Regions from separate parts of the Homo sapiens genome. Here all the other regions are linked to region 3. The links are chromatin contacts, found by Hi-C or POLR2A ChIA-PET in ENCODE. All regions are on one chromosome and are shown on one strand. The core of a region is the stretch at or near the end of the contact, and the rest is flanking DNA. Distances in the headings are between cores, read along the strand shown. Region 1 has its middle 40 kb from the start of IATPR. Region 2 overlaps NRP1 (neuropilin 1). Region 3 overlaps NRP1 (neuropilin 1).

What was found. A loop is a pair of places that touch in the nucleus more often than their neighbours do. ChIA-PET counts read pairs that join two places held with the same protein, here RNA polymerase II (POLR2A). Pooled maps may share reads with other maps.
Region 1: a map of PC-3 shows a loop between it and region 3 (7-fold over the local background). The contact joins two enhancer-like sites. A Hi-C loop is called at or near these places in 1 of 168 maps with a recorded cell type or tissue (PC-3) and 4 of 50 pooled maps. POLR2A ChIA-PET finds 5 or more read pairs at or near these places in 1 of 52 experiments (PC-3).
Region 2: a loop to region 3 is called in a map of PC-3, with 6 times the contacts of the local background. The contact joins two enhancer-like sites. A Hi-C loop is called at or near these places in 12 of 168 maps with a recorded cell type or tissue (CD4-positive, alpha-beta memory T cell, CD8-positive, alpha-beta T cell, Caco-2 and 8 more) and 12 of 50 pooled maps. POLR2A ChIA-PET finds 5 or more read pairs at or near these places in 9 of 52 experiments (AG04449, BJ, CD4-positive, alpha-beta T cell and 6 more).

What each region holds. Positions count from the first base shown.
Region 1 is chr10:33,154,340-33,158,496 of GRCh38, reverse strand. No RefSeq gene overlaps it. Among named protein-coding and RNA genes, the nearest start is that of IATPR, 40 kb to the right of the region's middle. Within about 2 kb of position 2,261, at least 6 of the 41 ENCODE cell types and tissues checked have a DNase peak (open chromatin) inside an H3K27ac peak, as active enhancers do; they include PC-3, where a contact is called at or near this core.
Region 2 is chr10:33,249,796-33,254,356 of GRCh38, reverse strand. NRP1 (neuropilin 1) reads left to right here. Exons shown (of 17, transcript NM_003873.7): 6 at 163-329. Among named protein-coding and RNA genes, the nearest start is that of NRP1, 83 kb to the left of the region's middle. Within about 2 kb of position 1,421, at least 5 of the 41 ENCODE cell types and tissues checked have a DNase peak (open chromatin) inside an H3K27ac peak, as active enhancers do; they include PC-3, PC-9 and endothelial cell of umbilical vein, where a contact is called at or near this core.
Region 3 is chr10:33,214,949-33,219,365 of GRCh38, reverse strand. All of the region lies in intron 8 of NRP1 (neuropilin 1), which reads left to right. Among named protein-coding and RNA genes, the nearest start is that of IATPR, 100 kb to the right of the region's middle. Within about 2 kb of position 2,450, at least 6 of the 41 ENCODE cell types and tissues checked have a DNase peak (open chromatin) inside an H3K27ac peak, as active enhancers do; they include PC-3, PC-9 and endothelial cell of umbilical vein, where a contact is called at or near this core.

The sequences.
Region 1 (4,157 bases), core at 1,012-3,511, 61 kb after region 3:
TACGAGTGAGAACATACTATGCTTGGTTTTCCATTCCTGAGTTACCTCACTCAGAATAATAGTCTCCAATCCCATCCAGTTGCTGCAAATGCCATCATTTCATTCCTCTTTACGGCTGAGTAGTATTCTATGGTATATCTGTTTATATATCTATATCTATCTATCTACCACATTTTCTGTATCCACTCATTGATTGATGGGCATTAATGACTTCTTTTCCTCTGGGTAGATACCCAGTAGTGGGATCAGCTTCTTTTTTTTTTTTTTTTAGTCTTGTCCTAAGGCAAACCCATAGGCTTATTTAAGGCAAAGCAAGATTACAGATCTTTAATATTCTTCATTGATCTCTTCTCTGTGGCTCTTCCTTGGAAGAATCGTTTTGAGCTAATTCTTACTGTCCTACGGCAGGGCAGGCTCCTTCCTAAGCCAAGGTCAAGCAAACACTTACCAAGACGCAAGGAAGAGGTAAAGGTGCCTTGGTGCCCCCTCTCTCCGTAAGTGCAATTAGACAGTTGCCCATTTCAATCTGAATATATACAGCTTGACTAACTGACTCGCAGCCATGCCGTCCATTCATTTCCACTTGAATATGTACCATCCCCTGAAGTTTATTATAAAAAAATTGACCCGTACCAGGTTTTTCACTATCAGAGAAAGAATCAATGCAGTAACCTTGAAATAAAATTTTAAAAAATTATGAATGTCTGTGGCAGTCATTTTTCACCATTTTGTGGCCTTACATTTTTGTGGCTTTTGCTCATTTTAATATGCTGCTTGGGTGCCATGATCCCTTTTTGACAGAGAAAAAACAAAGGTGGTAACCACCTGACCAAGTTCACCCAAATAAACACATAATGGCCAAGGCAGAAATGAAACCTGGCTCCTTGCAGAGAAACCTGACTCCTGAAATTCACTGTCACTTGTTTCAACTCTTTTTTGTACTCAGCCTTGTCTCAAAGACTAATGGTCTCTATTTCTGTGCAGCTCCAGGAGGAGTTGTTAGTGAGACACAGAGTGGAGGGAAGAATAGGATTTCAGAGGGGACAAGAAGGAAAATGCCGGAATCTTGCAATATTAAATCATGGAAATGGAGATGGGAACATATAAGGTCCCGTAATCTTAGAGGTTCACATAGCATTAGCTCTTCAAGAAATAGTATCGGAATATGATGCAATCCCAGTGGGACTGAAAATGTGTCATTTCCTGTTGAGGAGCAATGACTTTTAGGTATTTGGTGCCAATGTGTCTGCATGCTGTTCTAATAGGAAAGAGAACAAGACATTGGTGGGGATCATTGCTGTCAGAGAAGACTCAGGAGTATATGGTCCTTCCTAGCACACTCGAGGGTAGGGTCTCTGGATGATACTACAGAGCATTTTCACCTCCTCTGGTATGAAGATTTTCAGAAAACCAGCTGGTGACCATCTCACTCCATACATAAAGGAAGTGTGGGCAAGATGGTGTAGAGGAAACCCAGCAATGGACTGGACTGATTGAAGAAAAGAATCAGGAAAGAAAAGCCGTTCCTCAAGAGCCTCCTAAGGAATCTTGGTTATTTAAGATATTTCTATAGAGACGATGGTATAGACTAATGTTTATGGGAAGTGCCATATACAACTACATCCCTCTTGAAGAATCTCAGTGTATCTCACCACACTAAAGCCATTTTGATATGCTAAAGTACACTTTAATCCAGAATTCCCCAAATTTACTTACTCATGGAAAAATTTGCATATTCAATACTTTGATAATGTCCCCATTCTAAGAAATGGTTGAATAGCAATAGACTAAGAAACATATTTGTTTGTACAAATGAATATCAGGGCACATTATGGTTAGAAACTTTACCCCAAGATGTAAAGAAGTGATTCTTGAGACATTTGGTCTCATTGAGCAAATAAAGGACCAAAAAAAAAAAAAAAAGCCTTAGAACAGTCTCGATATGCAAGACTGCGATGTGCGATGTACAGGAATCTCTTAGGGAGAAATTCTTGGCCAGAATTTACAACTTGTTCCCTATCCGTTTCTATCAACAAATGCTTCATGCTAATGAGTCTGGCGTTATCACTCATCATCATCTCCATGTTAATCACCGTGATTGCCTCAGTTGTGCGTTTATAACACTAAGTTAAACAATGCAGACAACACTTTCTTCTTCCCTGACTGTGACAGTGTATCATAATTGAGTCATTTCTGCCCCCCTGGTCACCTTGGTATTCTCGGAAGTGCATTCTCTGTATATTAATCCTCTAGTTAAATATTGATAGCAAGCCTCTGCCTTCATATTTACTTTGTTGCTCCATTATTGCTACATACGTGGTGATTATTTGTTTCTGTCTTTTCAGCCTGTTTAATCAGGACTGAGTCAACGTTCTCTATGTTTAACCTTCTTGTCCAATCATTGTTGGAGAGTGTTTTGGAGAATATTCTGAAATCAGCTTGGAAAGAATTCTCTGCACTTGGTGTATGCCCCATCATAACCAGTAGGGGTCAGAAGGGCATTTCTCTCTGGGGTCAGGTGGTTGGTGGTGAGAAAGCAAAGTCCTGGAGGCATTGTCTTGGGTTGAACATCTCTCCTTAAACATTGTCTCCAAAAAGTAGATGAGAGAGAGAGACAGAGAGAGAGAGAGAGAGAGAGAGAGAGAGAAATGTCACAGGGCCAACCTGACAGCTCTTGTGTTTTTAATGGAGTGTTGGCCCTGGAGCTCTCACAGGATATGAATTTGCAACAAAAGTGGCTATCCCAAAAAGGGCTATGGAGTGGCAGAAAATGTGCCTGCCAAAAATAGAGACCTGGGTGCGATCCCTGGTCTTGATGAGTGTCTATTGGAGATTTCTGGGCAAGTAACTGAACTCTTTCCATTTGTGCCAGCTGATCACGGTCTTGTGAGAGCATTAAGTGATACATGAACAGGGAGCATATTTGAAAATACACCATTCTCTGCTACTACAGAAAGATGCACTAAAGCATAGAAATGGAAATATCATCCTTGAAGGCAAGCAAGTCATTCTGCTTTAATGAGAATGGTGTGTGTGGTGGCAGTCTTCAGCTCCAAACTGAAAGCTGTGAACCACCCCCAGAGCAGAAAGACCACCATTGCTTCCCATATGTGTGTATTTTAGGAAGGGGTGATGATTAAGTCTTAGACACCATTTTTGTCACTACCAAAAGAAAAAGACTAAACAGATGTTCTCTGGGCCCTTTCCAAGCCCTGGTTTATTTTGTTCATCAGTGACTTCGGAAGTCTCTTCCCGACCCTTCACTCTTGCAGAAGAGAGGCAAGTAAGAAGTGAATCTTTCAGAAGATGACAATCTGATTTCCAACAATAGTGTCTTGCAGTTTAAAGATTTTAAATAAGTATCATTTGCAAATACATTGTTTAAAGTTTCCCCAGAGATTGCTAGTAAGGCGAATAGCCCTTTGCATTGGTAGAGAAGGAGGACAGAGTCCTAAGTTTTCCAGCGATTTTCAGGTGATCCCTTCCATTCTCCAAGTCCAGGGGAATTTGAGGCTTCTGTGGCATTAGTGATGCCGACAGGCATAAAAACTGAAATCTGAATATCTAAGCTCTGAGTAGTCTGCTTGTTTTGTGTTTGACCCATTATTCAATGGTTGGTGAGTATTTGCCATTCCTCTAAAACTTCGTATTTTGTCACGTTGCCATACTTCTGGAAAATGCCTGGAATACTCCCTCCCCATTCCCTTGGGATTTTCTACTCATTCTTGGAGCTGCAGCTCAAATTTTCCATTCAATGAGATTCTTCTTTGTCCCCGCAAGTGAGAGAGAGAGAGACAGCCACCATCTGTGTCTCCAGAGGGCCTTGTACAGGCGCTATTTATAGCAGCATCATATTATAATTAAATTATGTATTTGTTTTCTGTATTTGTCAGGCTATGGTCAATAAAATAAAGCCCTTTCCAGGTAGTTCAACAGGAGGAATTTAATGCAATAAGCCAGTTACAAAGATGTTGAGAGAGTGAATAAACCAAAGAAGACGTAAGGGGGCATCTCAGATTTTAGTTACACTAGGAAGCTGCTAGCAGTCACAGGGCTAAAAGAACAAAGGTAAAGCATAAGCTGTTACCAGAGCCCAGCAGTCAAGGCTCCCTGGCTAGATCTGGTCCAGTGGAACTAGGATCACTGGAACACCACCT
Region 2 (4,561 bases), core at 172-2,671, 36 kb before region 3:
ATGAAAATCCAAGTATCAGTGCTATATTCCAATAAGTCCCTTACTACCATCTTTTTAAAGAATTTTGAATGAAAGAACTCTTTGGTGTATCAAGTTAAAAAAGAAAAATGCATCTTAAATCCCCTATATTTTGATGACTGTGGGCCCTGTTTTTCCCTTCAGATTTCAAATGTATGGAAGCTCTGGGCATGGAATCAGGAGAAATTCATTCTGACCAGATCACAGCTTCTTCCCAGTATAGCACCAACTGGTCTGCAGAGCGCTCCCGCCTGAACTACCCTGAGAATGGGTGGACTCCCGGAGAGGATTCCTACCGAGAGTGGATACAGGTATGCAGCATAAGATCAAGCCTATCTAGGATTGAATAAGTTTTTGACCATCTAGAGAGGTTGTTGAAAGAAAGTGGTACTGTGCCAAATGGCCTCCAATGAGAAGATAGGTTCACGGCCATCAGGTATAAATCACTGCAAGAGAAGATAGGTTCACGGCCATCAGGTATAAATCACTGCAAAATGAGCCCATCGCTACACGATCAGAGAAAAGCAGGCCCAAGATGACATCCCTGAAAACGCATTTATCTTCTCAGATACTTATATACTACTCTTCCGAGAATGTGACTACAAGTGTCTCACTTTGATAACAGCTCCAAGATCTGATTTTTCCCAACTACACACTGTCTGTTAATGGGCTTCCTATTTTGACATGTTTTTATTTCCTGGATGAAATATATGAATCCTGTTTATAGACGTGTATGAAATAATTGTTTCCAATAATAGGTTTCTGTTTGTTCAGGGTAGGAGAAGGGAAGGAAAGGTTGGAGTGTGTTTTTCCATGTAGGTCTATATAGCACACATCCAAGAAGGGGGTTTGGTTGAAGGCACTCTCCATTGACGAGATATCCATGTTTAGGCATGAAATGTACATATTTGTGTCTTCATTAGTGATGCTACCTCTGCTTTCCTCGCTTTGTTCTGGCATTCCCTTCCTGCTGTCACTTACATATCCCCACAGACACCTCGTCTGCCCCACATCCCCACCGCTGACCCCATTTTCCAGCCGTCTAATCTACCCCCTCTCATCGCCGGCACCACTCCTAATGCCCACTTGCCCAACCTTGATATCTGGGTATTCCCACCCAAAGGCCTGATGCTGACAGTCCTGAGTTTTTCACTCACTGTTAAATGAAACATCCATAGCTGGATCTGTGGGTTAAACTGTGGGCAAATTATACAAAAGATTATTTGCTGAAGGATCCAGGCTTCCTTTTCAGGAGAATAGTCAGATCCTGTCTTACGTTTATTGCTAGATATAAAATGACTAATTCCCAGAGAGAGTTTCTAAGCAAGAAAAAAAAAAAAAACCACAAGATGATTAATCCTCTACTTTCCACATCTATTGCTGCTTCAGTCTTTTGAGCACAAATAGCAGATTTTGTTTTACTTTGGAAAGGTCAATATTAGTTTAACATACACTTAAAGTGAAATGGCCTATTACAGGAGACTGAACTCACGCTAACCTCCAACACTGAGAAATATGTAGAGAGTGAGAAAAGATGAGACGTCTACCTTGGGATTGCTGAATCCATCTCTAGATTAAGACAGAAATGAAATGAGTTTGCCAGTGTCAAAATAGTTCTTGGTAACTTGTTTTCCCACATCCCCAAACCAACAGGCAGTTCAGTATGATTGACAGATGTGCCTCTCGGGGGAAGCTTACATTTTGCAGCACTAAGCATGTTTGCATGGTAATGAAACAGGAAAGGTCTCCTTGTGTCCCTCACAGGGCGTGCGATAGGGGTGTGGCTCGCTTCTTCAGTGCCCCGCTGCTGAAACCTCTAGGGGAGCATACAGATGGGCAGGCAGTGGGGCTTCGACCCCACGGCAGTGTCTAAGGCTGAATGTTTACAGCCGCAGCCCCAGTGGGCGCGTGTTACAGGTGCTCTTTTGCTTTGCCGTCTATAGGCGGCTTGTGTTCACCAGCTCAATTAGACCCCCTTCCTTATCACAAGGACAGAGGGATTTCTGTATCCCAGGGTTTCTTGCCTTGGTGTACGGGAAGATTCGGATCACACGTGGTCTTGGAGAATGCGTGCAAGGTTTTATTGCTGGGGGAGCCGGAAGGGAGATGGTTTTCTCCTGGACTCTTCTCCAACAGCTCCGGTCAAACTCCACGTCGTTGTGCTTGTGCCTGTTGGTGTGCTCTTCTACCGGTGGGCTCTCGACGATCAGCCACTTGTGCCTTCTTCCCCCAATGTGTTCCTCACGATATCCAGCCGCTTGTATATCTGCCCGCTAGGGTCTCGGGTTATTAAAGGCCCAGGATGGGGGCGTGGTGGGCCATGGTGGTCTTGGAAAATGCAACATTTAGGCGGGAAAGCAGGAGTACCTGTCTTCACTTTGGTCCGTGGGGGTGGAGCCCTAGCCAGGGACTCTCCTTTCTCTACCCTGCACTTCCCTTCCCCCTTCTGTACCATTTAAAGGGACCGCGCTCTTGCCTTCCCAGCACTCCCGTATCAGTAATGTAGTCCCATTCTTGGTAATGTGGGGAGCTCTCACTAAGGTAGAAATGGTGGTCTTCCAGGAGCTCTGAAACTGCAACTGTAGCAATTCTTCTGCGCAAGGCAATTCTCTTGTCAGTAAAAACACTAAGACTACATGGCCTCTCACAAAGCATTTGTGAACAGAACAGATTTACATCATTCTTTGGAGTTAGACACAATCTGAGATTGCCCCAGAAGAAAAAAAAATCTCAAATCATCCATCTCTTTTTGCCAATGAGAAAACATGATCAGGAGAAGCAAGGTAACTCAAACCCCAAAAACTAGAGGGTTTTCTTCTTGCTTATGCCATGTTCTATGGCTGGGCCAGCTGGGGTCTGCTCTGTATCTTCTCATGCCAGGACCCAGACTTGGGGGACAGCGTCCTCTGAAATGTTGCCTGCCCCAAGGCAGAGTGTATTAGTCTGTTCTCACACCGCTATAAAGAACTACCCAAGACTGGGTTAATTTATAAAGGAAAGAGGTTTAATTGACTCAGTTCTGCATGACTGGGGAGGAAACTTAGAATCATGGCAGAGGGGAAGCAGGAAAGTTAAGATCATGGCAGAAGGGGAAGCAGGCACGTCTTACATGGCGGCAGGTGAAAGAGGCGAGTGAAGGAGGAACTTCCAAACCATCTTATAAAACCATCAGATCTCATGAGAACTCACCCACTATCATGAGAAGAGCACGGGGAAAACCGCCCCCATGATCAAATCACCTCCCACCAGGCCCCTCCCTCAATGCTGGGGATTACAAATCAAGATGAGATTTGGGTGGGGACACAAAGCCTGACCATATCACAGAGGGAGGAAGATTGCAGCTCATCATGATGGTTCTTGGGTCTCCCTGCTGGATAACTTCCACCCACCTTCACTGCCAAAGCATATCACAGAGCCACACTTAACTTCTGAGGGGCAACAGGAAGCTGTGGCCCCACCTGGCTAGAGGGAGGAGAGCTTAAATGATAATTGTCCTACTCATACGACACTAATCCTTTATCAAGTCCAAAGAATGTGGCCCGATCTGTCCTAAGTACTTGAATATTTTTTATCTGATCCTCACTGCAATCCTGGGAAGGAGGTATAATCATCCCCATTTTAAAAACGAGATTGCTGAAGTTCAGAGAAACGAGTAAACACTCAAGGTCACAGTTAGTGACCAGGCTTGGAAACAAGGTCTATCAGACTCTAACACCCACTTGTTTATATTACAGTATGCAGGATTTTAACCATTTATTCCCATTCATATACTTTCAAGCCTATTTTATGAAATGTCCATCACCTCCCTGCTGAATCACGTTGAGATGGGTTGGGTGCTTCCTATTTCTAAGCCTACAATGCAGGGACTTTGCTGCTCCATCCCTCTGAAAGGTGAAAGTCACAAAAGCTTAGCTTCAGGTTCACCTTGAGGTAAAATTACCGTTTTTCGCCTTCCGAGCTCAGCAGGCTCATTTACATGCTTCTTGTGTCTGTGTACAGGGTGGGTGCTGTTATCATCCACTGATCACCTAATTATGAATAATTTCATGTGTTTCCAGCTTTTCTGAAACTCCTTGGAAGTGGTTGGCTTGTTGTTTTCATTAGATAGATGTTTTGTAAATTAACCAACAAGTACAGCATAATTTATACTGAGGGCAAGAGGCACGTACCTCTAATCACAAGAACCTTAGCACACATACATTTCTATTTATATGCACATAAGTATGCAGATGACATTTGTTTTCTTTTTCAGCTTTTTCACATTTTGCATGAAATATGCCCTCACAAAACAAGTTGCTGTAGCAACAACAAGTACACAAATACTTGCATGTGTTAAATTAATAAGGCGATATTGGAAGCTGACTTTCCATCAAGACAGGAACAAGCTTCGGTTCCCATTGTTTTCCCTAGGAAATTACTGAGTGGCATTAAAAAAAAAAACAATGCATCATTAACTGTCGATATGAACGTCCACATTGGAGCTTCCTGTGAGATCCGTTGTCTGCCAGAAAGCTTAAAAACAAGTCAAGGAGCCTGTTAGTGA
Region 3 (4,417 bases), core at 1,201-3,700:
AGAAGGCAGGCAGACATATCCAGGCTTGACTGTGGACTGTCCACTTAGTGTATGCATGACGGACCATGGATAAGACATTGAGACTCACTCTGATCTCCGTTTTCTGGTCTGTGAGGATCACCTTAATGCAACTATAATGAGGAGTCAATGAGAGGAAATTTGGAACACCCCTGGCTTAAACTAAGTGCTCACTAAATGGTACCCGTTAGACTAAAATAGTACATGGCACTCAATATATTGAACCTAGCATATGCCCCAGCAAGCAGAGCCTCTAATAAGACAGTAATTTCAAGTTTTTCTTCTTGATTATCAGAAGCAGATAATTTTCATTTTCTTGAAATGAAAATCAAAGGTCCCCTTGAGTAGAGATTAATGAAAGGAGGACTACAGTATTCCTGCTGGACTAGATGGTCCAGGAGAGCAGGGGACCTGTTTGCCTCATTTTCTGTTGTGTCCTGTATGCCTGGAACATAACAAATGCTTGGTGGTTACTTTTGAATGAAGGAAGTGCAGTTTTATGCACGCCTTCTGAGAAACAAGCGGCTGGACCTCAAATTTTCACCCTGCTGAGTAGTCACAATTCAATCTGGATTTTGTTTAAGCCTACCTAATGAAAGGTTACTGCTTGAACACATCACTTGGCTTCCAAAGCCACTAAAGCCCCAAGTTTTACCCTAATTTTTTGATTCAGAAATTATTTTTTAGAAATATAGTAATCCTGGACTGGGCGCAGTGGCTCACTCCTGTAATCCCAGCACTTTGGGAGGCCGAGGCAGGTGGATCACGAGGTCAGGAGATTGAGACCATCCTGGCTAACACAGTGAAACCCCATCTCTACTAAAAATACAAAAAATTACCCAGGTGTGGTGGCATGCACTTGTAGTCCCAGCTACTCAGAAGGCTGAGGCAGGAGAATGGCGTGAACCCAGGAGGCAGAGCTTGCAGTGAGCCGAGATTGTGCCACTGGCCACTGCACTCCAGCCTGGGCAACAGAGCAAGATTCCATCTCAAAAAAAAAAAAAAGAAAGAAAAAAGAAATATAGTAATCCTGGAAAATTCAGAGTTTGTCACCATATAGAGATATAAAGAAAATAAGATTGGAACAAACCATTCTGCTTTATAGGTGATTGATGAAGGGCATTTTCATTATTTTGACAAAGTAGGCTTCATCATTTTGGCAGAGATGGAAATCACGTTGGGCAATGGCTGCTTAACACACTCTGAACTCTGCTATCTTCTGTTATTAACCAGAAGTCTGTTACCCAGCGCTTCAACACATATTCATGTGCTCCTAAGTCAATCAGAATTCACAGTGATGATCTCAGACACCATAATATCCAGAGGTACTTTCTGAGTCATCAAGGAGAGATTAAATTATGCTCATTCAGGGTCTCCCATCGAATGCAGTTATTACTTTCTCATTCGTTGGAAATTGGTTAACTGGATATTTGATTTACCAGTATACCTCAGTTTTTCCATTAAAGCTGAGTACAGAGATTTACTGTAAAATAATATCACTGAAAATAACGACCTCAATCCTCCATTACAAAACTCATTTCTCCCTTCCATCCTGAAGTGGTCTTAAGCTTTCCAAACAAGGCTGCCAAGTGAAATACAAAATGTCCAGTTAAATTTGACGCAGACAAACAAGACATAATTTTTCAGAATAAGTATGTCCCATGCAATATTTGAGACATATGTGTACTAAAAAATTATTCATTATTTCTCTGAATTCTAATTTCACTGGGCATCTTGTTTCTTGTTTTGTTGTTTATTTGCTAAATCTGGCAACACTATTTCCAAAGGGTTTGACCTGCACCGGGCTGACCTGTACCAGCCTGCTATGAAGGGACAGAGTTAAACGCTAGCATCTCATTCAAACCTTGAATTAATTGTTAATGTAATTTTTCTGCAAATTATTGTTAAAAGTGAGTCACATAGTTTTCAGTCAAAGGTAAATCAAGTTGCCTCTTCATTTTTTTTTTTTTAATGAGGCAGCTATATGGAAGGAATAACAGTCTCACTTTGCACCATGGATATGTTGGCTAAATGGGGACAGGGCATCACTAAGTCTATGAATACAGAAACTGTGCCCCAGCCGAGTCTGCATTAGAGAAAGGGCATTAATCTGGTGACGGTTCTGCTCTCCTTACAGTATTCAAGTTAATTATGTTTGCCTCCAAATGGTAACATCTGGTCCCCATTACCAGCTAAACATTGCCTTTCTAAAAGCTTGTTTGGAATCAGGCAGGTATGAACACCGTGGCCAAAAAATGGCACTCTATTTTTAACACTACAGTTTCATAGTCCCTTAGTAAAATTGTTTTTGTAAATCTTTTTTTAATCCCGACTGAGTATATTCTTGGTTTCCAGATCCCAGCCTGGAGCAAATACTGTGGTTAAGTTACAGGAAAGGGCAATTGAGAAAATGACAGCTGCCTTTCATTGTATTAAGTTGATTCATTCAACAAATATTTGTTGAGCAAATACTATGTATAAAACAGGGCATGAAGAGTCATATAAAACAGAAAAATATGACTTAGTTCGTGTCCTCAAAGAAGTTAAAATCTGGGGAGGCAGAAAGCAGCATTCCAAAGAACTAAATGTGCTCATCAGCATTTGAGGGCTGGATATGGTGGCTCAAGCCTGTGACCCCAGCACTTTGGGAGGCCAAAATGGTAAGATCTCTTGACCCCAGTAGTTTGAGAGCAGCCTGGGCAACATAGCGAGACCAAAAAAAAAAAAATTGCCAATCATGGTAGCATCCACATGTAGTCCTAGCTACTCAGGAGACTGAGGTGGGAGGATTGCTTGAGGCCAAGAGTTCAAGGCTGCAGTGAGCCATGATCACACCACTCCACTCCAGCCTGGGTGACAGAGTGAGACCCTGTCTCTAAAAATAAAAATTAAAAAAAAGGCCGGGGTGTAGAGGGGCCAGGCGCCGTGGCTCACACCTGTAATCCCAGCACTTTGGGAGGCCGAGGCAGGCATCACGAGGTCAGGAGATCGAGACCATCCTGGCTAACACTGTGAAACCCCTCTCTACTAAAAATACAAAAAATAAGCCGGGCGTGGTGGCAGGCGCCTGGAGTCCTAGCTACTCGGGAGGCTGAGGCAGGAGAATGGCGTGAACCCGGGAGGTGGAGCTTGCAGTGAGCCAAGATCGCCCCACTGCACTCCAGCCTGGGAGACAGAGCGAGACTCCTTCTCAAAAAAAAAAAAAAAGAAAGAAAGAAAGAAGGGAAATGCAGATAAAATGGTGTGAAGAGGCCCAGAAATGGAAAACTGTGTCCAGTTGCAGAGAACAGAAAAACTGAGTAAACGATGTGGCATTTGAAAACAGGTCAGGATTTTAAGCAGTTCAGATAATGGAAAAGGGTAACATGACAGGGAATTCCTTGTGGAGGGAACAGAAAGAAAGCTCCCAAACTCCCAGAAGTAAGGAAGTTCTTCATGCCAATTGGCACTGGTTAAAGGAGTGAATGGGGAGAGGCCTTGCAAGGACATGACATGGAAGGCCTGCATGCCTGACTGAAAATGACGTGCGTAATTTCTAGACAAGAAGGCACTGAATGTCTGAGTAAAGAAACGACATGATCTGGACCATAGAACTCATGTGGAAAGTATCTGAGTAATGAATTCTTAAGGTTCAGCTGATAATGTGGACTTAGTTTAATTGCATTAGATGTTTGCCTCTCACTTAGGGGTAGTTATATTTTTAGGCTAAATTTTTATTATATAACGCAGAATTGAGTTGCTTCAAAGAAAAATAGGTTATCATTCTTGCACATGTTCTTGATTAGGATGTACAGTTTCTAAAGGAAAATACTTGAAGTGTTGGACATTTTGTCATTAAGCCAGCGTTGAATTCATCAACAACTGATACTCTCCTTGTGCTCAGAAGCTCCTTGGGCTGCTTTAGAAGACATAAAAAGGTCTATGATGCTGTTCATTGCCTTTGAAGATCTTATAATCTAGCTGTGGGTACATGACTAACAATCTTAAAGCCTTAGAGAGCAGTGGAATGCTGAGCTCTGTGCTACTTACATCATATTTCTGAGAAGGGAGAGCTCAGAATAAAAGCTAGAGTAGCTTGAAAAGTTCTCTTCATGAGTCTTAAGCTGGGTTTTGAGCAAAGGCAATGATGAGGATGACGTCTAGACTGTATGAGAAGAGAATTGCTTAACTGAGATGTATTGTCAGTAATAGAAAATCAAATTAGGCAAATGGGATGAAGTCAAAATGAGGGTCTTGAATGCCAGATCGAGTTTTGATATCTTCCTATCAATAATGGAAAACCATGGTACATTTTCAAAAGATATCTCTTTTCTATTGTCGGGGTAAAATATACATAACATAAAATTTACCGCTTTAACAATTTTCAACCACTTTTAACCATTTTAATTTTATCATTGTA